Linked DNA regions of Mus musculus: all the other regions are linked to region 3. The links are chromatin loops, found by intact Hi-C in ENCODE. Cell type or tissue: heart. All regions are shown on one strand.

Evidence for each region. Hi-C counts contacts between places; a loop is a spot of excess contacts. Peaks named below come from ENCODE experiments on the same cell type or tissue, not always from the same donor. Only the 100,000 strongest peaks of a DNase experiment are listed, where the experiment ranks them.
Region 1: it touches region 3 in a loop (9-fold over the local background); 22 of 42 quality-filtered maps call a loop at or near these places.
Region 2: it touches region 3 in a loop (5-fold over the local background); 9 of 42 quality-filtered maps call a loop at or near these places.

What each region holds. Positions count from the first base shown.
Region 1 is chr6:37,049,584-37,057,583 of GRCm38, reverse strand. It overlaps Dgki (diacylglycerol kinase, iota), which reads left to right. Exons shown (of 34, transcript NM_001081206.2): 10 at 124-222; 11 at 7,332-7,414. Among named protein-coding and RNA genes, the nearest start is that of Gm52857, 150 kb to the right of the region's middle. In heart, a CTCF peak has its summit at 3,001 (motif pointing left); no DNase peak of the experiment used is centred here; H3K27ac peaks cover 580 bases.
Region 2 is chr6:37,367,673-37,375,672 of GRCm38, reverse strand. All of the region lies in intron 2 of Creb3l2 (cAMP responsive element binding protein 3-like 2), which reads left to right. Among named protein-coding and RNA genes, the nearest start is that of Gm33275, 46 kb to the left of the region's middle. In heart, a CTCF peak has its summit at 4,150 (motif pointing left); no DNase peak of the experiment used is centred here; H3K27ac peaks cover 3,069 bases.
Region 3 is chr6:37,445,065-37,453,064 of GRCm38, reverse strand. Gm33318 (predicted gene, 33318) reads right to left here. Exons shown (of 3, transcript NR_166917.1): 2 at 6,855-7,000; 3 at 5,660-6,649. Among named protein-coding and RNA genes, the nearest start is that of Gm33318, 6.6 kb to the right of the region's middle. In heart, a CTCF peak has its summit at 4,904 (motif pointing right); no DNase peak of the experiment used is centred here; H3K27ac peaks cover 444 bases.

The DNA of each region.
Region 1 (8,000 bases), 400 kb after region 3:
CAGGAGATGTGTACACACTGCTATGAAGATTCAGCCCTATGGAATAAGACTCATGACCTTAGGGGCTGCACGGTGTTCTCTCTGGGGTCTTTATCCTAATGGTGCTGCCTGTGCCTCTTCCAGCAGGAAACCAAAGGCCGTCCTTTTGTGATCAAGCCCATCTCCTCCCCTCTCATGAAGCCTTTGCTTGTCTTTGTGAACCCAAAGAGTGGGGGAAACCAGGTGAGTGGTTTATCATGTGTTTCACGTTGAGTACTCGATACGTCAAAGGCACAGTCCCCAGGACTGAGTGAAAGAGCATCTCAGGAGCCCAGGCATCTGAGCTCTGCCAGAACCAGGACCAGAATCAACGCCTGCAGTCTCTCACTCTCCTTCCACGCACAGCTAGACCAGAGGTACTCAGAAGACGTTGGGACTAGCATTTTCTCTACAGATATTCTAGAAGGATTATTTCAGAGTTCCACTTAGTTAATAGATTTCACTGGAGAGGAAAGGGAAAATCCTTATTTGTGTTCAATAATGGCCACACTAAGGAGAGGAGAACAACAGAATGGTTCAGTGGCCCCTGTGTCCCTCTCCCCCCAGTTTTCATAATTAGGAATATCTTTCCGACGTGTCCTTATTTTTTCTTGTTAGAGTTTAACCTGACTCTTTTGTCCCTGTCCTGGGGACAGGAACAACGAGAGCTCATTTGTCACAGCGATTGTAAACAAGTACCTCAAGGCCAGAGAAAACAATCGGTTTCTAAAGACTCCATTATCTCATCTGCTCTCTGTCCAGCTCCTCCAGGGTACCTTAACATTAACCCCAGTTAAGAACACAAAGATGTCCTTACAGAAGATAGTGGCATCCCACAGCAACCTCACTCTGTGAGGCCACCATTGGTTTTCTCTGTAATACAGTCTTTTATCTTTTGATTCATTTCTCGTCCTGCTTCCCGGGGCTTCCTGTTAAGGCTCTTCTGTGGGCTTTGATTTTCCATTATTTTCTTGGGAATTTGGATGCAGAACTTATCTTTTTTCTGACCATTAAGTGTACACTTTACCCTTTGAGAAAAGACTCTTTGAAGTTTCACTATTAACAAGTAGAGATCTGAGCTTCTTTGATGGCCTACATGATGAAAGATGTCATGTCATTAGGGTTTTGTCTGAGTCTTCCAAATGACGTCACCATTGCTAAAATCATGGTCATTTCTCAGGATGAACTGGTTACAGGGTAACTTGTCGCAGGAGAGCCTATGGTTTCAAAGAAACCTCTGGTCTCCTCCTTCTTCAAGACGCCTGATCACTCAAAAGGTTAAAAACCAATTTCAGTACTATGGAGAACAGGGAAAACCGCTATTCTAACAAACAATGTATTTTCTGCACCCTTCACTTTCCTGTCTGTGAGTGGTGATGTCCTTCCTCGTCTAAGGTGTGGTTCTACTGTAATACTGGAGAAGAACCTAGTGAAGGGTTTCTTAGGGTTGATGTTCAGTTTCCCCTGACACACCCACTCAAGGACTGGCCTCCTTGTAGCCTAACAAGGGTGATGCAGTTGAAAATCCAGAAAATGATCAAAGTATTTGCAATCAGTTTCCTGGGTTTGGTAGTCTGAGCACTGCAGGCTAGTTACCATCTACTAAATTGTATCAGGGCTCTCCCTACATAACTCATGGTTTTTGAGTAGCCCAAGCTGGCTTTGAGCTCCCCGGATAGTCAAGAATAACTTGAACACATGACCCTCTCCCTTCTGAGGATTACATCATGTGCCACTAGGCCCAGTTAATACAACCCAAGGTTTCATGTGTACTGGCAAGCACTCCACCAGCTGAGCTGCACCCCAGCCCTGAAGTGGGTTCATTGATCACGCTACCCCCTCCTCTGTATGTGCTTTTCGGTTTTCCTTTCCTTTGTGAGGCTTGCAAGCCACTGTACAGCCCTGTTCCTGTTCCAGTCTCTGTGAATTAATAATGACAGAAGGCTTCAGACGTTATCTAAAGACTGCTTCTCAGTTCACAGAGGACTCACAGATCAAAGCTAAGTGAATTTGGAGGAAATCTTTTTTCTTAGGGACAGGAAAGGAGTCAGTGGGGCTGGGGTGAGGGTGGGTAAATTAGGTGACATTTGTCTTGTCTTCCAAACTGAGCACATTAGACCCGGAAGAGGGGTTCTGTGTAACTACTCGGAGAGGGAATCTGAGAGGAAAGTCCCCTCTTTTCTCTGACACGGGAAATTTCTGGTCATCCTTCAAGGCTCACCGGTGCCTTTTTAAACCACTTTCAAAATCAGTCACCCTCTCACTGTGTTCTAAGGCCCTGAGGTGCACCGGTCTCTCAGGGATGATAGAGGTCATGTTCTCTGGGCTTGTGTTCTCTCTGAGTGTAGGTGTCAGAGTACTGGGGGAATTTTGAGAGCATGGAGCATAGTAAACTAACAATTGTACAGTGAGAGATACAAACATCAGAGCAGATGCTACGATGCATGTTCCGTGTTTCGATGACACTGCTGTGAAGGGAACATGCAGAAAAAAAAAAAGGAAATGTGATTGGATAAAGGTGTCCAGCCCGTTTAAAAATGCCTTAAAACTTGGGTTTGTGCCATGGAAACTGTATTTAAGTATTTTGGTTTTCGAATTCTTTTTGTTTATGAACAGCAACAGCAAGGTGACATGGCTAATTTTAGTGTGCAGATAGTCTCCTGGAAGCCTGTTAAGGCAGAGGGGACATCTCAGTAAGTCTTGATGGCCAGGAGTATCCAGGTAGGACCTCTCATTCCTCACATGTTCTCGATGCTGTATCTGCTAGGAGATAGATCTCGATGATGCCTCTGCTAGGAGATAGATCTAGCTGCCCGACCAGGGCTTCCTAAGATGGGTGGGCATATTCTGATTTTTGTAGTTTAACAATATTTCACTCGTCTTACTCCTCTGACTCATTTCCTCTCTGAAGAGCAGGCTCCAAAACCACTTTTAAACTTGCATTAGTCTGAAGTAAACAACTAGATGATATCGCCATCTAGTGGTGAGGAGGAAAACTGTCTCTTGTTCCCTCATTTAGACTTGAAAAAAAAAATTCAATATTTTGAAGGATTATATTGGGCTAAACATACTCCAGGGCTGTTTCTGTTAAACAACACTTCCATTTAAACTTCACACTAGTTGTTTCTATTTATCCTGCCCCATCCGTGTACACATGACACTGGTATTCAGTAAAGGTTTAGACACCGGTTGTACTGTTGCCACCAGAAATATTTGAGGAGAAAGGTATTGGGTCCAGGCATTAAAATATCAGCTTTGAAGTACTCTCTCTCCCTGTGGGAGGGAGACGGAAGGTAGGATGAAAAGTTTTCTCCATCACAATCCCCTCCTCTGTGTGGGAAGTTGGGAAGGCTGGGCGCATCTCACTCCTATGACATACCTCCGCTGTTTACTGAGTCCAGAGACTCTTTCTCATGTTACCTCATATAAATTCACAGATGCGCAGATGTTAACCACTAGAATGGGTCTATGCAGTCCTGAGAGTCAAGGGATTCTCTGCTCACACTGTCCAGTATGGAGTTCCAAGGCAGATGTGTGGAGGAAACTACATTCTTAGACCGGAGCTCTGGGTACTGACATGAGTGGGAAGCTGCTGGTGGATAGATTTATGTTGGCTGAGTTTATGCCACTCTCTGTGAACCAGTGTCCCCCAGATAGCCACCCTCTTAAGTCAGGGCCAAGTATATCAATAGAGACGTAGGGAACAGATGAAAGACTCTGACTGAGAAACAAATTCCATAAACTGTCTCTGAAATACTTGCATTGCCTCAGTGCAGGCATTAGATTTTGAAGTGCTGAAAACGTTTTAGTCTGGAGCTAAATACAACTTTATTGTTTTCTACAAATTTAGGCTTCTAAGGGTCAGATTGGTTTGGAGAGACAGCCCAGGGTTAGTAAGTAATTAATGAGGGCCCTGGCAAGACTCCCAAGGGTACCCAGTCAAGAGTACCCAATCACATGATCTCTACATTGTTCAATAGTCAGTAAGTTATTATACCTGGGAATGGAACAGGAATTCATGAGCACTGTCCCCACCCCCCAACTCCCATTCAAGAAAACCAGACATGGGTATAAAAGCTGCAGGCCTTATGTTTGGCATGCAGCATATGAGAACTGTCACGTGCTTGCTGGTGACAGTTGTGTAAATGACTGAGTAGATTTCATGACTCCTTTCCAGTGTATCCCATTTGTGTGACCAGTAACCCCCATTTCATTCATTGACTCTGGGAGAGCACTAAAGTAGCTTATCTCAGTGTTAGAGGCAGTTTGGTAGGTCTTATTTAAATGTGTGAGTGTTTAACTTTACGAGCGTCTAGCTTGCATGCCCCACTCACCTGGGTTGCTTTAAAGAAATGATTTTGTTCAAATTCTTTTCATACCATATTATGGAAATGAAGTGTGTGTGTGTGTGTGTGTGTGTGTGTGTGTGTGTGTATGAGAGAGAGAGAGAGAGAGAGAGAGAGAGAGAGAGAGAGAGAGAGAGAGAGAGAGAACACGTATTTGATGGCTTCCTCAGTCACTTTCCTTGGTCTTTCTTTGATAGCAGAGTCCCTGACTGAACTTGGAGCTCACTAATTTGTCTGGACTGGGTGGCCAGCAAGCTCCAGGAGTGTGGCTGTCTCTACCTCCCCGGTGTTGAGGTTCTAGGTGTGTGCCTGTCTTTTTAAGTGTGTGCTGGGGATTAAAACTCAGCATCTTGATCCTTCCATAGCCAGTTCTTTATTCCCTCTCCAACCCTGCACCACTGTTTAATGGATGTTAAGTCTACTCCTGCTTAGAAGAAACCAAGCACTGTTGCATAGGTTATTTCTGCTCAAGTCCAGGGCTGCTGGCCCAATAGACTGAGCCGAGAACAAACTCTTTGGGGGGCACAGAAGGAACAACTTGCCAGGCTTTGTTGACATTCCTTGTTGGAAGGATACATTAAGATATTAGGAGTTCCAGTGAACACAAGTTTAAAACGAGCAAAACTGAAACCATGCAGCTGATCAAACCTTTTACAGAAACTTTAGGTTGAACAAACTAACCTTTCTGCACTTTATATTTTCCTTTCTCGAAAGATGTTAATTATCTCACATTGTCTGCATAATAGGAGAAGCTGAAATCATGATGTGTGTTCTTACGTAGCAGAGGTGGGAATTTGTAATTAACATCAGCCTTTCAGACTGCTTTAGGAATGAATCTAAGATAGAAAAAGCAACTTTCTGTCCAGCCAGTGGGATATGTTGTATAAAGTAGTTGGTCATTAAAGTGATGTTTATGTTTCCTATTTAATGTACAGTGTGATCAAAATAATCCCGAATGCAATTGGTATCGAGGCTCAGGATGGAAAGAAAGAAAATGCCATTCATGTTGCTGGCATAATGTCCTTAAATCCATGTTTGTGATTGACCAGGAGCAAAGTATTTCATTTGGTGAGGCCAAAGGAGGTGTTCTGATAATTAAGAATGAAATGTTATTCCTAACATTGCAGCAGGCATGCGATAAGGTGGAACTTTTAGATTACAGCTTTGGGGGAATCGGAGGAACAAAAGACCTGCACTGGCTCCTGTAGCATCCCTCACAGTAGTGAGATAATTACCAGGCACATCTGACCACAGGCAGCAGTGTAATTGAACAAATGGATGTACAAAGAGCAGAGAAGAACGGAACAGCAAGTACGAAGGTCTCTTCTTGGCCACATGCTGTGCTAGGTGCTTAACTGTTATCAGTCAGTTGATTCCCTAATCTCCCTGGACAGTCCCTTTTCATTTACATACTGCACCTGTGCCAGAAGCTAAGTGCTCCCCACCACACAGAACAAGCCCCTTGTCCTCACCCCTGGGTTCTTGGCTGGGACAGCCCTTCCACACGCAGACCAGTTAGGCAAACAGGAATGGTTTTTGAACCGATCATTGCTCTGCTAAAGGAACAGTATTGTACTTGACAAGCTTATCAAATGATCAAGCCATTACTTGCTGTGGTTGATAAAAATGACTCCGTTTGCTCAAGTTTAAAGCTCTGTTGATATTAATTCAAATATGTCATCTGTTTCTTTTTTTTCCTTCAATAAACTTTAAGAAGCATCTCCTAAACTTAAAAATATTATTTGCTCCCCCCACCCTGTAAACTTTAAGAAGCATTTCCTAAACTACCCTTTGTCTATCACATTATCTCTATGAATACCACAGTTCCTTAAAAACCACATTGGGTGCCTGAGGAAGGGCTGGCTTAAGCTAGCACAGGCATGCACAACAGAAAGAGCTAAAATAGGATATGACAGTATTAGCTGATGAGCCAGACTATGTCACTTAACATTAATTTTTAAACTTTATTATTTGGATTATTATTTTCCACATACGATATGAATTTATGGGTAATATTAGCTATCTGTGAGTTTATTGAAATAATTTTTCTATGTGAAGCCAAAGTATAAGTGAAAGCATATATTTTTTATATGTAGAAGTTTATTTCTATTTGTATATATGACAATTTTATTCTTGATACAGGCTGTTACTGTATAATCCAAACTATTTGAATTCACAGCCGTTTGTCTCTGTATCTTGAATGCTAGTATTATGGGCCTGGGTCACCATGCCAGACAAACAGAAAATGTTTATATATGAAATATATTTATACTTCCATTTTGTCTTCATCAGTGAGAAAAGTTATTTCAATAAAACTACAATGAATGAATATTGCCTGTTTTTCTGTGTTCAGACAAAGTAAAAACCAATGTTAAATGACATAGCCTGGCCACTTTCTATATAAACTTTTCATCATTACAAAATGATGTCAACCTCATAAATACTGTTAAGCACACACCACACATTAACGCAATCGAGCCTTACAGAAGTGGGCTCTCTCTCCATTCCATATTAAAGAGAACACACAGTAAGTCTAATGGAACTACTCAGGTTAGACACCCATCTCACCTGGGCATATACCCAGTCCAGGGATATGTGTGTATATACATACAATCAAAGCTTACGACTTTTACTACCATTCCCTATGGTTTGTAGTCAAATATTATTTAAAGGATTTGCCTGATTTTAGTGTGTGTGTGTGTGTGTGTGTGTACATACTAAGGCCACAGGCATCAGGTCGTCTTTGCAGAGCTTGAGTTACGTGCAGTTATGAGCTGCCATTGCAAGCACTAGGGATGGATTTGGGACAGTCTACAGGAGTGCTATGCACTCTGAAGCCCTGTGCCATCTCTCCAGTCCACTTAATTATGATTTAAGAGAGAATGAGTCTGTTCTTATTTATTATTATTATCATTATTTAGGTGGGAAAAATGCCTTTTGTTTATTTGCTTGTTTATTCCTTTATAGGGAACCAAAGTCCTACAGATGTTTATGTGGTACCTGAATCCACGGCAAGTCTTTGATCTTTCTCAGGAAGGGCCAAAAGATGCGTAAGTCTGGAAACATCCTCCGTAATATGGCCATAATATGGACCATTGGAATTGGGGTCAAGGCTATTTATTATCTGATGTCTTGGTGAAGTCTTTTCTGTTTGTCTTTCATTGACTTTCTTACCTGCATTTTGCTCTTCTTGAAACCTCCTGATGCACCCCCCCATGCTGTCTTTGCATTTGTTTCCACCAAATTGTTGGATCAGTGCCTGCTGTATGCAGGACTGAAGCGCATTCTCAGAAAGCCAGGGAATGAGAAAGGACTTCTTGCTTGTCTGGTCTGGTTATGCGTGTCTGATTTTGGAGACATGCTTAAACAGAAATGTGAGTTTATAACCCAAAGGGTCATGAAATGTTTGCATAAACTTTCATTCTGGAGAGACCATGTGTGTATGAATGCATCCAGAATGTGTATCTGGGGATATGGGAGAAAGGAGAAGAAAGAAGAGAGAGAGGGAAAGATGGAGGGAGAGAGAGAGGAAGGGAGGGAATCAGAAGGGAGGGAGAGGGGGTGGAGATATGGAGATGAACTAATCATAGCTTCGGATGCTGCAGTTCAGTGAGGCAGGCATTTCAATTTCTGTTC
Region 2 (8,000 bases), 77 kb after region 3:
ACAGATGGAGAGCAGAGAGCCAGGACTGGGGTGGGGGGCTTTGAAAACAAGATCCCCGGTGGAAAGATTGTTCACAGGACAGATTTCCAAAGGGTCCGGGTTCCTTCCGCTTCCATTCATGAGTTGTCTTCCTGTGTCTACGGCTGGGTTTATTGTTGTCTCGACTTCGTCCTCCGATGCTGAAATTTATTCCTCCCTGTGGTCTTTTCTTGGGCCGACACTTATTGTTGTAGTTTTAATTGACTGATTGATTCTTTCAATTACAGAACTTCTGCTTGGTTCATTTCCAGCGTGTCAATTCCCTTGATGACTTTCTTTCCTCTGTCTTTGGACTTCCTCTCCCAGCTGACTATTTCGCTTACTTTGGAGACTGTCTTGTGGGGGACTAGACTTCTTTAGTGCATCTATGTATTTAAGTCATCTGTCTAGTCATTAATTCTTGTAAAAAAGAAGGACTGTGAATTCACCATGGACATTTCAACTGTCTTGGTAGTTTGGGGTTTCATTATGGGGTGTTGGTAGTTTGGGAATGAGTCATGGAGAAGCCAGCCCTTTGGAGGACTCCCAGACAGCAAAAGAACCAAATAAAATTAGAGTGGGTGGGTGGGGAGTTAAAAGTAGGAGGCACATTCCGCCCTACAGACTTTCAAGGCACCACAAAGAGACACAGAGATTACGAGACAACAACCCTCCTTCTGTGAAACCACTGGGCTCCCATTTGTGGTCTCTTTAACTTACATGCAACCTACAGGGATCATAAGTGCGCACAAGCTAACCCTCAGCATGGGAAGAACGGGCAGCAGATCCTGTGGAGGAGGGCTTCCCTATCCAAAGACCAAAGAATACGCTGTTGGGTTCCCACAAATGGCACCTAGTTCTATTTGTAGCTCATGTCGTGACAGGCTATGCCCCTAATTTTCTGAAAAGAAGCAGATGGGGTTCTGATGGATATTGCAAAGAGCATTCGGTCCACAGTCCATCTTCTTGGAAGTTGTGGTGGTTTTCTTTCATGTATGTAACTAGGAGATGATGACTGTGGGATAGGAACTGTTTGAGATGTTTGACATCGAAGCGTGGGAGAATGGAGGCAAGGGTAGCTTATCCTGCGCAGCCTCACCTGGGTCTTAGCTTCAATTAGGTTTCTGAGCTTTGAGAATGAGCAAGTGTGTGGTAGCAGTATTATTTTATTCACTCGAACCATGACTAATATATATATATATTCTTCCAAAGGAAGAGCCAGTCCCTCCAGGTCCAAGCATTCAGAGCAGATAGCCACCCTGATAAAGTACGACTCCTCTTGAGGTAACATGCAGGCATGTAGTGCTTAAGAATAGCTATTTGCACCAAATCCAATATTCCTTACCTCTTAATAAGCAATAGCTGAAGTAGTACTAGGAGCCCGCACCTCTACTGGTGGACAGTGAGCTTTTCACTATTCTTGGGAAAGCAGGTAATTCATCTCTCCATGTCCAGTAATACTTAGAGTAAACAGTTCTGTAATTTCTTCTAAGCTTGAAAGCAGCACTCACACACACAGCTAAGTAGAGACTTGGTTTAGAAGACAGTCTCCTTTTTGTTTATCTCCCTCTCTTCTACATGTCATAAGCCTTCTATCTACCCGCTCCTCCTTTCTCTTCCTTTCTCCTCCCATAATCCTTCTCTCTGCCCTCCCTGTTCCCCTTCACTTCCCCTTACACCCCCCCCCCTGCTACACCCCCCCCCCCCCGAGTCTCAGGGCAATCATACAAAGCAAATGGGTGTTTGTATCTTGTCAAGTGGACTCTGGATTCCCAAACCTGTGCACAAAATTTGGGGACTATCTACAGTTGTTAACCTTTCTGGTAAGAGGTGTTATAACTTTCTTTAGTTAATTTGTTTGTTTATGTATTTATTTTGTGCACGCCCATGTCCGTGTGTGTGTGTGTGTGTGTGTGTGTGTGTGTGTGTGTGTGTGTTTGTCCATGTAAGGGTATGCACATGTACATGTTCCACAAATGCTGAGGTGGAAGTTGGTTTTCTCCTTACACTATGTGGGTTTTAGGGCTCAAACCCAGGTCTGTTGAGCTTAGCTACAAGTGTCCTTACCCAGTGAACCGTACTGTGGGCTTTGATAAATTTTCTGGTTTCACAAAAAGTTCTGTACCTAAAGATGAAAAGTTAAGAAGCCCTGGTCTAATTCATCACAGGGCTCATCCACTTGAACGCTGACTAACTGGAAATGTCTCAGAAACGCTGGAGCCACAGAGCTTCATGGGCTCAGGCCATAGCAGTGGCCAAGGCCAGGAACGTGGCTGCCTTTCCTGGCCACTGGAGTCAGTCTCCACCCCATTCGGTCACCTCTTCTCAAGGTACAGGCTGGTGACAAGAGGCCGAGGGTGCTGCTTGTTCAACCAACAAAGTAAAATGGGGGAAAAAGGAGAGAAATGAAGAGGCTGAAAGAAATATCTCAGCAAAATGTTCCTGGCTATGCTTATGGCCCGAGGAATAAAGGCTTATGTTAGAAAGAGCAAACCTTGAAGGTCACTCCAGGAAAGTCAGCACCATGGCTGCCTATTGGGGGCTCATGCTCCATTGAAATCAAATTGGGATGTTGGGTATATTACTCAATTTTCCGTTATGATGGTAGATTCTTGGTGTAATCAACTCCTAAGGAGAGAACTTTTGTCTGACAGCTTTGGAGGCTCCTCCAGGGTGTCGTCGGTGGCCATGGTGAAGCGACCCTTCACAGCGGAAGTTCATGGTAGAGCAAAGCCGCTCACCTTGGGCTCAGAAAGACAAAAGAGAAAGGAGATGAGACTGAGTCCCATAATCTTTGAAGGACATGTACTCACTGACTCCAAAGGTCCCACTAGGCTGCACCTAGTTTTACCGCCTTCCAGTGGGTACAGCAGCATAGGCACACTGGAAGATGCATGGGATCCACACTGTGGCTGGGCTCCTTTTAAGCTTTTTCCACTTATGAAACCTTTTTACTCAAGAAAATACTGTGTGACCCTTGGGTATATAGGTATATAAAATAAGTGTACAAAGCAAATATTTACTATAATAAATCGTAAATGGATTTAGAACAGTTCTTTAGTATATATGTAATTTTAGTATTTGTTGAAGACAAACGCAAACATAGAGGTAAACAGATGGTGCGCTTATTTTTACATAAAGCATTCATCTTGGACAAATAGTGGATACTGCAGGGTATAGTGTGTTTTCAGAGTGGATTAATAGTTTGGTTTTAGAATCATCAGAGCTAAGAATGTCCTAATCCCAAGTCAAAATCATCTAACATTTTTTAAAAATGAAACTTAAGTCAGAAACTCTAATGGCAATTTTTAAAATCAAGCATTCTAACACAGTAGACTCCAAAGACATACTAATTTGATACATGATGAAGAATGATATCCAAAATGATATTATTTTAGAATGATACTAAAAACCTTGGATTTCTGTAATTAGACTATTCCATTTCTAGTAGAGCAGGACATGTATGGACACTGTAAACACTGCAGCCTGTGACACACAGTGGTCCTGAGGGTTTGGGCTTTCATGGCTGGTGGCGCATGGTGTAGCGGTCCGTAAGTGCAGTGACTTCAGAGCCAAAGCCACAGTAAAGTTGCTCAGTGCAACCCTGCATGAACTCTGCCAGAAGCCCCTCTGATACAGCGCAGGTTTGATTTTGAATTACTTTCTGTCCGTTGTGTGTCCAGAAGCCCTTTCCTGTGACCTGACTCCATGATTCCCACACTCAGTTGTGTGACTTACAGCCGAAGAGTCTGCCAAAGCATACCCCAAGGTGGACGTTTACTTTGTCTTTTATTTCAGTGTTTCTCCAAAGAAGAAACGTGATCGTGACGAGCCTGGAGCATTAAGAGAGAACTTGATATCTCTATCCTCTGAGGTTGTGTAAAAATAGGGTTGGAAAGTCTATAAAATATCAGCCAGCTAAACAGAAGTGGTGTATAATGCATTTGTGCCAAGATAATTTATTTAGGCTGGATTAAGAGACTAACTGAGTGGCTCTGAAGAGAAGGCTCAGTGGTGAAGGGTGCCTACTGCTCTAGAAGAGGTTCAGAGTCTGGTTCCTAGCATTTGTATCAGGTGTCTCGCAACCACTTGTAAATTCCAGCTCCGTGGGATCAGGCACCCTCTTCTGGCCTCAATGGGTACTGCATTCATGTCTACATACCTACTCCCCTAATACATACATAGACAAACAATTTTAAAAGTAGTAACAAAAATAAATTTAAAAATCTGTCTGTAGCCGGGCGTGGTGACCCACGCCTTTAATCCCAGCACTTGGGAGACAGAGGCAGGCGGATTTCTGAGTTCGAGGCCAGCTTGGTCTACAAAGTGAGTTCTAGGACAGCCAGGGCTACACAGAGAAACCCTGTCTCGAAAAAACAAACAAACAAAAAAATCTGTCTGTATAAAATTAAACAAATAGTCTGTCTTTACTGTTGCTGTTCCAGGTCTATAGACCATTGGGGCTTCTTCAGATTACAGGAGCTGGAGATAACTGGGTGGGCTCAGTACTGACTTATGAAGCTGCTTTCCCAGTTACAAATGAAGGCAAGTCCTCAGGGAGTAAGCTGTGGCCGTTGAGAAGTCACACGGGGTGCATGAGACAAGTTGTGGGAGGAAAAGGACTGTGGGATGGGATGGCTGGGAAGCGGGGTTGGAGCCATGAGGGAGGCATCGGTTGGTGAGTCAAAGGAGACACTCGTGGCTGGACGCTGAGGCTTAGAGGGCACAGACAGAGCTGGCCACGGAGAGCCAGGAAGCTGAGCTACGTAGATGGCACAGAAAGGGTGGTTTCTGAAACGAGTAGAGAGATAGGCAGCAGGATTCACACAGGGTTGTGTGTGTGTGTGGTGGTGGGGGGTAAGGGTGACTCATAGGTGACTTAGGTTTCTGCTCTGTAGCCTTTAGAGGGATATTGGTGTTGACGTGTTCTCAGGAAGTGAAATCCAGAAAAGAAAAAGGCACCGAGATGAGGTAAAAAGGTAATCACATTTCCTGTGAGCTGGTGTCAAGAGCATCAGCGTGCGTCATCGCAGAGGGGGTAAAAAGGGTGCCGCTCTCCTCATCTGCTTCCATGCTGGGCTCTCCGTGGCTGGGTGTTGGGGTAGGACAGGCAGGGGAACACGGGTGAAAATGATAACATTGCTTCCCTTAAAACAGTCAAATAGGGACCCCATTGCAATCAAGAATAGTCTAAAACAGCAAAGTTGACAGCCATCTATCGAGCAAAGCCACTTAGATTATTCAGCTCTCTGTCCCTGATGAAGAAACACAAACTGCATGCGACAGTTTCATGTACATCTGTGTACCGAATCAGTCTTTCCAAATCAGTGTTGTTCCATGGATATGTATGTGGTTCATGCTCTACATACCATACTCTGCAGGAGAAATTGTGAGTTTAAAAAGCAATCTTGACCCCGGATCAAGTCCATCATGGCTCTCTAAAGTCATGTTATGAGTCTGGGCTCTGTCCAATTTATGAATGACTTGACCCTGGGTGAGCTGTATCCGTCTTTGGTCTGACCTTCCAGATCTTTAAAATGAAAATATAATACTTACCCACTGCGTGGCTGGAGGGATTCTCTGAGTTCACATTTATCGAGCACTTAGAGCAGTGCCTGCCACTTCACAAGTGCCGAGGAAGTATCAGCTATTATTGTCCTTGTTCTTCTGTGGACTGCTCCATAATTAAGTACATAATTTACCAAGTGCCCGTGATAGGGATGACAGGAGCCAAGGAGAGAGCTTCTATATATCCAGGCATGGAAAGAACACAGAGAGACAGAGATTGTGTTGGTCTCAGAGGTCCATCCAGTACAGGCTGGGTGTCTGCCAAAGACTAAGGACTATGGGTTGGTCTTAAACAATGTTTCTTCATATCAGAAACACCTGTTTGGCGGTCTATAGTATAGGAGTGATCTAATTTTACTTTTTTCTATGCGTACATATGGGCTCAAAAAATAACATTTATTAAAATGTATACATCTAGGCCAGACCTGTTTTGAACCATTGCTTCCTTGGAAAGCAATGTGTGCAGGTGACAGTGAACCTGGGATATGGGACTCATTTCTATGGTGTGAAGAATCTTTTTCTATGAATCCCAGCTGTACACTTTTGGGTGAGTCTTTTTAATCTTGTAGTTGTTTGTTTTTCAAATGGGAGTAATGGTTGTATTAACCTCTGTGGTTATGCTTAGGACTAAGTTATCATTTCCAAAGTACTTAGAACAGTACCCAGCCCATAGCAAACACTGATGGTGCTGCTGAGTTTACTATTCATATCAGGGCACCATGGGCAGACAGGTCGCCGGCTCCCACGCAGTGGGCCCTATTTTCACTATTATGACCATGTTCCACAGAATTCTTGTCCCACAGCCTCCTGCCTTCCAGAACTCAGTCTTGGAACTGTTAAAGGATATTATTGTTCCTTTTTTATTAGTCTAGGTGTTGTGCCTCCAGGCACATACCACTTGGGTATCTGGTACCTGTGGAGGCCCGGATCCTCCTGGAACTGGAGTTACAGATGGTTGTGGGCTGTCATGTGGGTACCGAACTGTGGTCTTCTGGGAGAATAGTGTTCTTAACCACCAAGCCATCTCTCTAGGCAAGAAGATTTTTATGTGGAAAAAGTAAGATCTGTCAATTCTTTAATACGTGTTCAAAGAGCAAACAAAATGAAGGTTTAGAGGAGGCATAAGAAACTAAGATGCTTTCTTCAATGTATACATGCTATTTGGATGATAATGTGGATACTTTGAATGATATATTGGGTAATATATCACATACTATTATATACAGGTAGGATACAGGTAGGACTTTTTGTCACATAGATGATATTTGTAACCAAGTGATTTCTCTTAACAATGAATGCTTACTCCTGTGCTGTGTGTATGTGTGTAGTGTACATGTGATCCCGCACATGCGTGTGCATGTGTTTATAAAATACAAGACTGCGTCCAGGTTTGATCTTTTCCCACTGTGGTTGCCTGGCTGTGCGTATGGAAATCATCGAGGCTGTATTACGGATGCTTTAAGCAGATCCGTGCCTTTGTGCTCCAAGGCCACCTGATATTTCAGTCTATTCAGCGTCTGCAGTGTTAACCGTGGTTCCATTCTGAGCTCAGGTATGCAGGACTTGCTCCCTGTCGTCACGAGACGGTGGCTTCTTCTCATCTTTGCTGATAGCCAAAGGGTGTTGCTGAGAAGATGCAGCTTTGGAATTTGACCTTTGAGGGGGAGCTGTGCAAATACATTCTGATGCTACAGGGGGTGCGTTATCTCCCAGCACGCACACGATTAAAATTAGGCAAGGGCGTCTTTCATTTGGAATAAAACTTAAAAGGGACATAGATACAATCCAGAAGAACACTTTTTCATTTAAAGTCCAAATTGCAGAATTTATAAAAGTTAGAAATTATAGTATCTCAAGCACTTAGTTCTCCTGTCTCTGTTTAGCTAAGTACACAAATAGCTGAGGATACTTGTAGTTCTAAGCCTCAATGGCTCTGTAGATGAGTTTTGCCAATAAAACTCATCTGCAAAACTAAAGCCCTGGGCAAGTTGCAGAGGCCACTCCTTCCCTCATTCTACCCTTTGTTGACCTCCGACCTTCCAGGTTACATTTGCCATTTTGTTTACTCTGATTTGATATTCTTTCCCTTGGTGACAGAATATAGGCCAACAGCCAAGAGTTGGGGTTCAAGCTGTCTTCTCTTATTTCAACCACACGGGAATGCTGGTCTCATCAAACTTCTTATTAACTGCCCTTCTTTAATCTGAAACCAGGTTTTTCCATGATGTATCTGGCGGGTCTGATTGACCAGTCTACAAATATTTATGCATTTTCATTCATCATTCATGTGCGAGACAGAGGACAACTTTGGGGAGTTGGTTCTCTCCTTCCACAGTTACATAGGTTCTAGGAATCGGACTTCGGCCATCAAGCTTGCAAGGCCAGTGTTCTCACCTGCCCATACATCTCACCAG
Region 3 (8,000 bases):
GGGCTTGCCAATAGTCTGGGCTGTTTGGGGATCCCCATAGGACCCCTTTCGCCAACTACTCTATAAGTTGTAACCCATTCCTGATACTGGAAGCTTCGTTTGGTGATAAGAGGTATTCAGTAGGGGCTCTGTTCTTGGTCAGTTTCATTTAGATCACCTTCATATATGTATGTATTTGAGGGAGTTCCCACTGTATCAGGTTTCCATATGACCCCTCAAACAGACCTTGTTTTTTAGCTTTCTTTCCCTCTATATGTTCTTCCCTCCCTCTTGCCATTTGATCCTCCCATTCTAGACCCTCCTCCTCTTTCAGTTATTTCGTGTCACCTGCTCCTTTTGAGTATTATTTCTTCTTTGTGTTCTAGATCCTTCAGGTGTGCTGTTAAGTTACAAGATCGCTCCAGTTTTTTAATGTAGGCACGTAATGCTATGAACCTATCTGTTAAAACCACCTTCATGTGTCCCAAAAGTCTGAGTGTGTTGTATTTTCACTTTCACTCAATTCTTTAAAGTCTTTAATTTTTTATTTAGTAGTGGGTTGTTCAGTTTCCATGAATTTGTAAGCTTTCTGCTGTTTCTGTTGTTGATGCCAGCTTTAATCCACAGTGGTGAGATAGTATGCAGCATGTTATTTCAATTTCCTTTTATTTATTGAGACTTGCTTTGAGTCCGACTATGTGGTCCATGTTGGAGAAAGTTCAGTGAGATGCCGAGAAGGTACATTCTTTTTTGTTTGGATAAAACCTTCTATAAATATCTGTGAGGTTGATTTGGTTTATAATGTCTGTTAGCTTTTTTTAATATTTTTTGGTCTGGATGACCTGTCTATTGGCAAGAGTCAGGTATCAGAGCCATGTACAGAATGAAGGAAAATGGAGGACTGTTGGGAGACTCTGCTATTAGGGTCACAGTCTGCATGTCTGGAGAAGCTCTCAGAGTTTACTACAACGTGGAGGACTCCAGTTCTCTGCGGGACTTCCTCTTCTCTGCCCGATCTTATCTGGAGCATATTTCTAAACACAGGTACCTGATCTTATCTAGAGGATGACCCCGCACAGAGCTTCCTGCAAGTGCCACATGATTCAGCCAGTAAGTCCCACTCAGCCCAACCCTTCTTATCTTATGATAATTAGGTCCTGTGTTTCGACCAATCAACAACCCTTCCTACCTGTAACCCCTAAAAACCTCCGAGGAAAGTCATGTAGCCTATGGCCAGATTGCAGGCTGAACTTCCTCTCTCCCTATAAGAACCTGCCAGGCAGGTTCTTGGAATTCCTCTTCATGTAAATGAAGCATTCCCACCCTAGCAGTACTGTGTATTCACGCTGGGAATTCCTACTGGCCCCCCAAGATCTATATAGCCTCTGTTCACTCTCAATCAAGTTGAGCTGCCTCACTGAAGCTGATCCTGGAAGTGTATCCATTGGTCAGTACTCACAACATCAGAACTCTGCTCGCGTCCCACTGGTGACCAACAGCCCCAGGGAGGGTCACAGAGGACATCACAGGAACTAGGAAAATTTAAGAGTTAAGGAAATGTTTGTTTCGTTGTTTTGTTTTGATAGTTGCATAGGACCCAATATTCATAAAAGATATTTAACTTAGAGTTCAAGGATTCTCAGTCTATTGTATTTCCATTATTCTTCCACAAAGCCAGTGCATACAAGGACAATCCCAACAAAGTAAGAATTTGTTTACACAACTCGCCAGAGAAGGAGAAAAAAGCATTTGAACACATTAACCACCTTTTCATAATGAAAACTTGCATTAAACGATGACTCCTCCACAGATTTACATGTGTGTAAAGTCTGCCCTCTGAGGTTGCTCTAGAAACCCCCCAAACACTAACATCTCAGGATGCCCAAGTTCCTTAGAAGAAAACATATTCACAGATAACCTTTGTAACTTTCCTGACTTCCTTAAATTACCTCTAAGTTATGTATAATACAAAATATAATGTAAATGCTGTGTGAATAGTCATTTTATCGTTTGGGGATTAGTAAGAAAAAAAAAATCTATGAGTCAAAACAGACTCACTATGTTCCGAGTCCTTCCTTGCCCCTTTCCTCTCTCCTCTCTCCCTTCTCTCTTCTTCACTCTGTTTGACAGGATCTCTATAACTCCAGGCTGGCCTCAACTCTTGAAACTCCAGCCTCAGTCTCCTCAATGCTGGAAATACAGGAGCCGGGCACAATTCAAGGTGTAAAATGCTTAAAACCAGGGAGGCAGAGCCCACAAATGAGCTGGAAATTGGTTGAACCTGCAGAGTCAGAAGGACATGTCTCCAACTAGAATCCTACTCAGGTGATCTGACTCCTGAGTCCTGTTTAAAAGATTGCTGTCTTAGACCTCAGTGCCTTTCTTTGCTGGCCTGAGAAAGGTTATTGGGGAAGGCTTGCAAGAAAATCCCCTGTAGCAGAATGTAGATGGATGGAGTGTTCAGCAGAACAAGAAACTGATGTATTATGTAATCTCAACAAAAGCCTCTGCTGATCCCACAGGGGTTTGCTACCTGTCCAGAAGTGTCCCAAGTCAAGTGACAAGAACTGGGTCTCTAATCTCTCTATTCACTGGATGAGGGTTGTCCCTTAAGCAGAGGTATGGACTTATGAAAAGACTTTGGTCAAGCTCAAATCCTGGAAGAGGCTCAACCAAGAGTTAACGTTAGCTGCCACAGCAGCCTGGGTGTGGGGTTGGGGAGATCTGAGCTGCATGACGACACCAACTGCAGAAGGGACCAATGCAGATAAACAATGCAGAGAAATAAAACCAACAAGGAAGGCCAACTTTTAGAGCAAATATTGAGCATAGTTCAACCAAGACTGGAAAGAGAAGAATGTTTATTCTTACCATGCTGGTAATGTTGTAAAGACAGAGGTCAGGTCAGTGCATTAGGACAAGGGAAAGTTTAAGTTGTCTTTTTGGCTCTTACTGAAGGATGCCATGGACTGGGTAGCTCAAACAGCCTGCCTTTTCTTATGGCTTTGTAAACAGCAAGGCTAAGATCTCCGTATCTCATGCCTGCTAAGGGTCCTCATCCTAGTTGCAGACAGCTTCTTCTGGTGTTCCCTGAAGATGGTGCAGGAGAGTCAGTAGGCTCTCTACTGCCTTTGTGCTTTTGTGGGGCACTATCCCCACGGTGAGGACAGCTTCCCTGCCCTCATTACCTTTGAAGGTCCGAGACTTCAAACACCATCGCACTGGACTTAGAATGTCAAGATGTGAATTTAGGGAGACAGAAAGTTCAAGTCACAGCAATGGTGAGAGGGTGTGAGAGACAGAATCCATGCAGTCTGCTCTCACGCACAAGGGGCTAGACACGTGGAGAGCCTAAAAGAATCATGAAGGGATGTGTGAATTGGCAAGGCTGTGGGTAGACAGAGTGAGCACACCAAACTTCTCTGTATTTCTACTGATGCTAACAGATCAGAAAGAGAAATTGAGAAAGGTACCCTGTCCTAACCAGGACAAGCATTAGGGATCAATTTTAGACGTAAGTTGGGATACTTAAAGCGTCTGTCCTGAAAACTACAAAACGTTGCTGAGCAGATTCAACAGATAGTAGTCACTTGCCCATTAAAACTTGGAAGACTCCACATCTTTAAGATGACAACTACCCCTAAGTTGACTTAGAAGTTCAAAGAGATTTTCATCATAATTTTAGACATGTGGATGATGGTACAGTTCATGTGGAAGTTTACAAGACCTGGACAATCTGAACGGTCTTGGAAAAGAAGAACGGAGTTGTACGTGACCATGTTCCAAGGCAAACTGTGAAACAATAATTAAGATTTCAGGTATAAAATAATATACTTAGGGTATAAGAACAGATGAACGAGTGGATAAGACAGAGCTGGAAGAAGAGAGAGTTGAGTGGAGCTCTTTGGTGGCCGGCAGGTTAGAGACATGGAGAGGAGCTGATGCTGTGGCTGGTGTCTGAGGACACTCGCAGACTCCCATTATACTGAGCGACCTTGAGGCCTTTGATTGATTATATGAGGTACATGTACACTGGGCAGCTTAATACACTCTAGTCCCAGTGCACTGACTTAAATATTAATTTCTTCTTAAAATACTTTTTTTTCTCAGACACGAGGAGCAAATTTGTGATCATGAGACTTCGCCAACTCAACACATCAGTGTCAATCAAGCTGACAGGTCAGCGGCCATCACTTCATGGAGGGAGGGTCTTCGAGCGCTAGAGCAATTGGATAGCTGTGCCAAAATAATCATTTCTAACTCAATGCATATTATGCAGAAAATGGAATTTGACGTGGACATAGACAAAAATGTGATAGGTAAAACTGTAAAGCTTTTATCTAACAGAAGCAAGACACTGATTTACCCACTGCAAGAAGGCTATAATATGAAAATTATTAAATTACGAGAACACCCCAATTATGGCTTTGTTGGTTTATATGTATCAATAAGCTTACACACACACACACACTCACAGAGATACACGTACACACATACTGGTTTTGTTTTGTTTTGTTTTTAATGCCAACTGATCAGGTGATGAGACTGTTGTCATCAGATACAGGAACAAGCCTGACTTTATCCCAGGAGCAATGGTTCAACACTGTTTCTTTCTGTGTTTGTTGTGACTTTAAAGGCCACAGTTGCTGTGAATAATGAGAATCAACCATACATGTCACATAGATACATCAGAATAATCAATAGGAATTCCATTCATGTTACGTTAAAAATAAAGAAAAACTGGCGAGTCAAGCCCATGGATACCAGAATAGCCATGGCCTCCAGGGTAGTACGGGATGGATAATATCACAAGGACGTTCTTTGAGGGATGGTTCTGCACGTTCACCTGGGTGTTAGTGGTTGTAATAAAGGTGAGACTTGGATTCCAAGAGACCTTTCTGGTTAACTAGCTGCATTGTTCATTTTCAGCCACAGGGTGGCAGCGTTGTAGCGATGACTAAAATCAGGGCCTTCTCTGACGTTTGCTTAGCATGGATTGTGCTTTCCTGCTTCCTTCAAGGAGCCTTTGTCCCTTGTGACACTCTGAACAGTGGCCTCTTCTTTAAATTAATTATTTTTCTTACAACTATATAGTTGAGCATGTCTACCCTCTACCTCCTCACCCCCCTTTCCTCATCTCTCCTTTCTTATGGCAGTTTGAATGAGATGCCTATTACAGTCTCTGGCCTTTCAATACTTGGTCCCCAACTGGAGACTCTGCTTGAGTAGGTCTAGAGGGTGTGGTTTTGCTGGAGAACCGTATCACTGGGGGGTGGCTTGACATTTTGAAGTTCTTTGTCATTCTTGGTTCGATCTCTCTGCTTCCTTGCCTATGGTTCAAGATGTGAGCTCTCAGCTGTTCCCACCACCACATTAGCTATCGCTACCTGTCCCTTGCCACACCTCTCCACCATGACAGAGTCTCTCGTTCTCGCTCTTGCTCTCTAGCTGTAAGCCAAATAACCCCTATCTTCTAAACAGCCTTGGCTATGGTGTTCTGTCACAGCAATAGAAAAGTAACCGCCGGGCGGTGGTGGCGCACGCCTTTAATCCCAGCACTTGGGAGGCAGAGGCAGGCGGATTTCTGAGTTTGAGGCCAGCCTGGTCTACAAAGTGAGTTCCAGGATAGCCAGGGCTACACAGAGAAACCCTGTCCAAAAAAAAGTAAGCAATACAGTCCTCATTTCCTCTTTCATTTAATTTCATTTAATGTACGCATACATGTAAATTTAGCCTAAGCTATTTGTTTCCCATGTTCTCAATCATGCCCACGCCCCAGCCACATCAAAATTATGAGTATTTCTTATTTAGTTTCCCCGTATGGTTTTGCTTTGTTTGGCATTTATATTCTTAGCCCACCTTAAGATTTAGAATATATGTAGGAGTTTGATTAAAAAAAACATTGTTTTTCAAGAAAAAATATTATGTAGCCCAGCCTAGCCTGGAATTTGCTGTGTAGCCCAGGCTAGTTTTAGCCTCCTGAATGTTGGGATTATAGTGGACATCACCATCTCTAAAATTTCATGGTCCTATGTGCCTATAACTCTAGCATTTAGGAAGTGGCAACAGGAGGGCCAGGAGTTTAAGGACATACTGGCTACATAGTGAGTTCAAGGCCAGCCTGGGCTATGTGAAAGCCTGTCTCCAAAATAACAAAATTAAAAGTTGTAAAAACAATTAGCCAGTTTGCTTGGAGTTTTGGAGGTGCCACAGTGCATTAGTGGGCTCTATGTCACAGGTGAATTCCTGTGAGTGGCATTTTATGCTGTGATGCCCAAGGTGCCATCTCAAGGTTAGTGGTTAGGATAACACAGGAGACATGACAATGTGGACGCTTGCAGCTCTCTCCTCTCAGTCTGTCTCTGTTGTCCTGGCCTCTCCATATACGCTTGTCAAGGCTGGCGTGTCCTGGTCTCTCCATATACGCTTGTCAAGGCTGGCGGAAGTCTCTGCACAGATCTCCATTCGATTTTCATAGTCCAATGCTCAGAAACTGGGAGAGAGGGACTTTCTTCTCTGCTGCAGGCAGTGAGGCTGCACCCAAGAGTCCTCTGCTGTTTCCTCTCCACCGCCAATATCCACTGAGGCCTAGGTGTGCATGACTTTGGCCCTTCTTCACAGGGAGTACTTTAGAGGTCAGCAGTAGTTTTCCATATCCCTTCCTGAAGAACTGCAGGGAGAGACTCCAACTCATCACTTTAATGGCACATGTTCTTACCCCTACCTACCTGGTCCCCGCCAACTTTACCACATGAGTTCCAAGTTAAACACTTCCCTTTCCCCCTATTCCTTTAAGCTCATTTTATTACCCCCGAAAACAGTGTTGAGTTCTTTAATAAAACCACCACAGCCTTTAAAATGGGGCTCATGCTCACCTCTACGTGACAGCTGAGTCCTCAGTGATCATGCGCCCCTTCCGTTCTCAGCCCTTTCCTTCTCAGCGCCTTCCATTCGCATGTGGGTTACACTTGTGTCTCAGACTTCTTAGGGAAAGGCTGCAGTTTCTCCCAGACATCATGCTCTGTGTGTACAAAAGTGAAAAAACTAAAAAGTGGAGGAGGAGCTCGTTTCTGATCACATTATCATAATTGTAATAATTCCTCAATGATATAATTCCTCAAGACTGGGAAATAAGTCCCATTGGCAGGTATCAGATGCTGGGTATGGTGGTGTATGCATGGGCAACTTAGCAGGACGCTATCAATGAGACAAAAACAAACAAATAAACAAACAAAAATCCCATGAGTGTTAAAGCAGGAAGAATGAAAAGCGGGCAAGATGAAGCGAGTCAGAATTTACTCCCCTTCCAAAGAACAGTGCTAACACAGAAAGGAGATTCTCAAAAGATGACAGAAAGCTGGGGTGGGTAACAGTACTGGCCACCAAGCCTGAGAAATTGAGTTGAATTCCCAGGATGCACCTTGCCCTCTGACCTCTCCATCCTCCTTGTGGCACATCCAAGCCCTCTCACCCCAGATACATGCATAATAAGTAAATACACCATGCTCTAAAAACAATCACAGGTGTAGAAGAAGGGAGAAGAATCAGTATCTTTCTAACTATCATTAATTTCAGTCTCTTTTGTTGAGTCTTCAGACCAGAGGTCAGCTATAACCCAGGGAATGCTTGAGAAACACCATGCTGGAATGTATCTTCCCCCTGGTGGTTTCCACATTTTCATGCTCAGACTGAACATGATTTTTCTTTTCTCTGTAAATATGAGTCCAGAAACAGGTGACCGATAGACCAAATTTACTTCAATGGGGGAGTTTTATACCCAGATATATGTGCACAAAATGCTCTCTGGGGTTTTCCAGATATTTAACCAGCTCTTTTGGAGAAACTAAAAATCTTGGAGATGAAAAAGGGAAATTCATGGGCTGTAGAGATGGCTCAGCGGTTAAGAGCACTTACTACTCTTCCAAAGGTCCTGAGTCCAATTCCCAGCAGTGACATGGTGGCTCAGAACCATGTGTAATGAGATCCGATGCCCTCTTCTGATGTGTCTAAAGACAGCTACA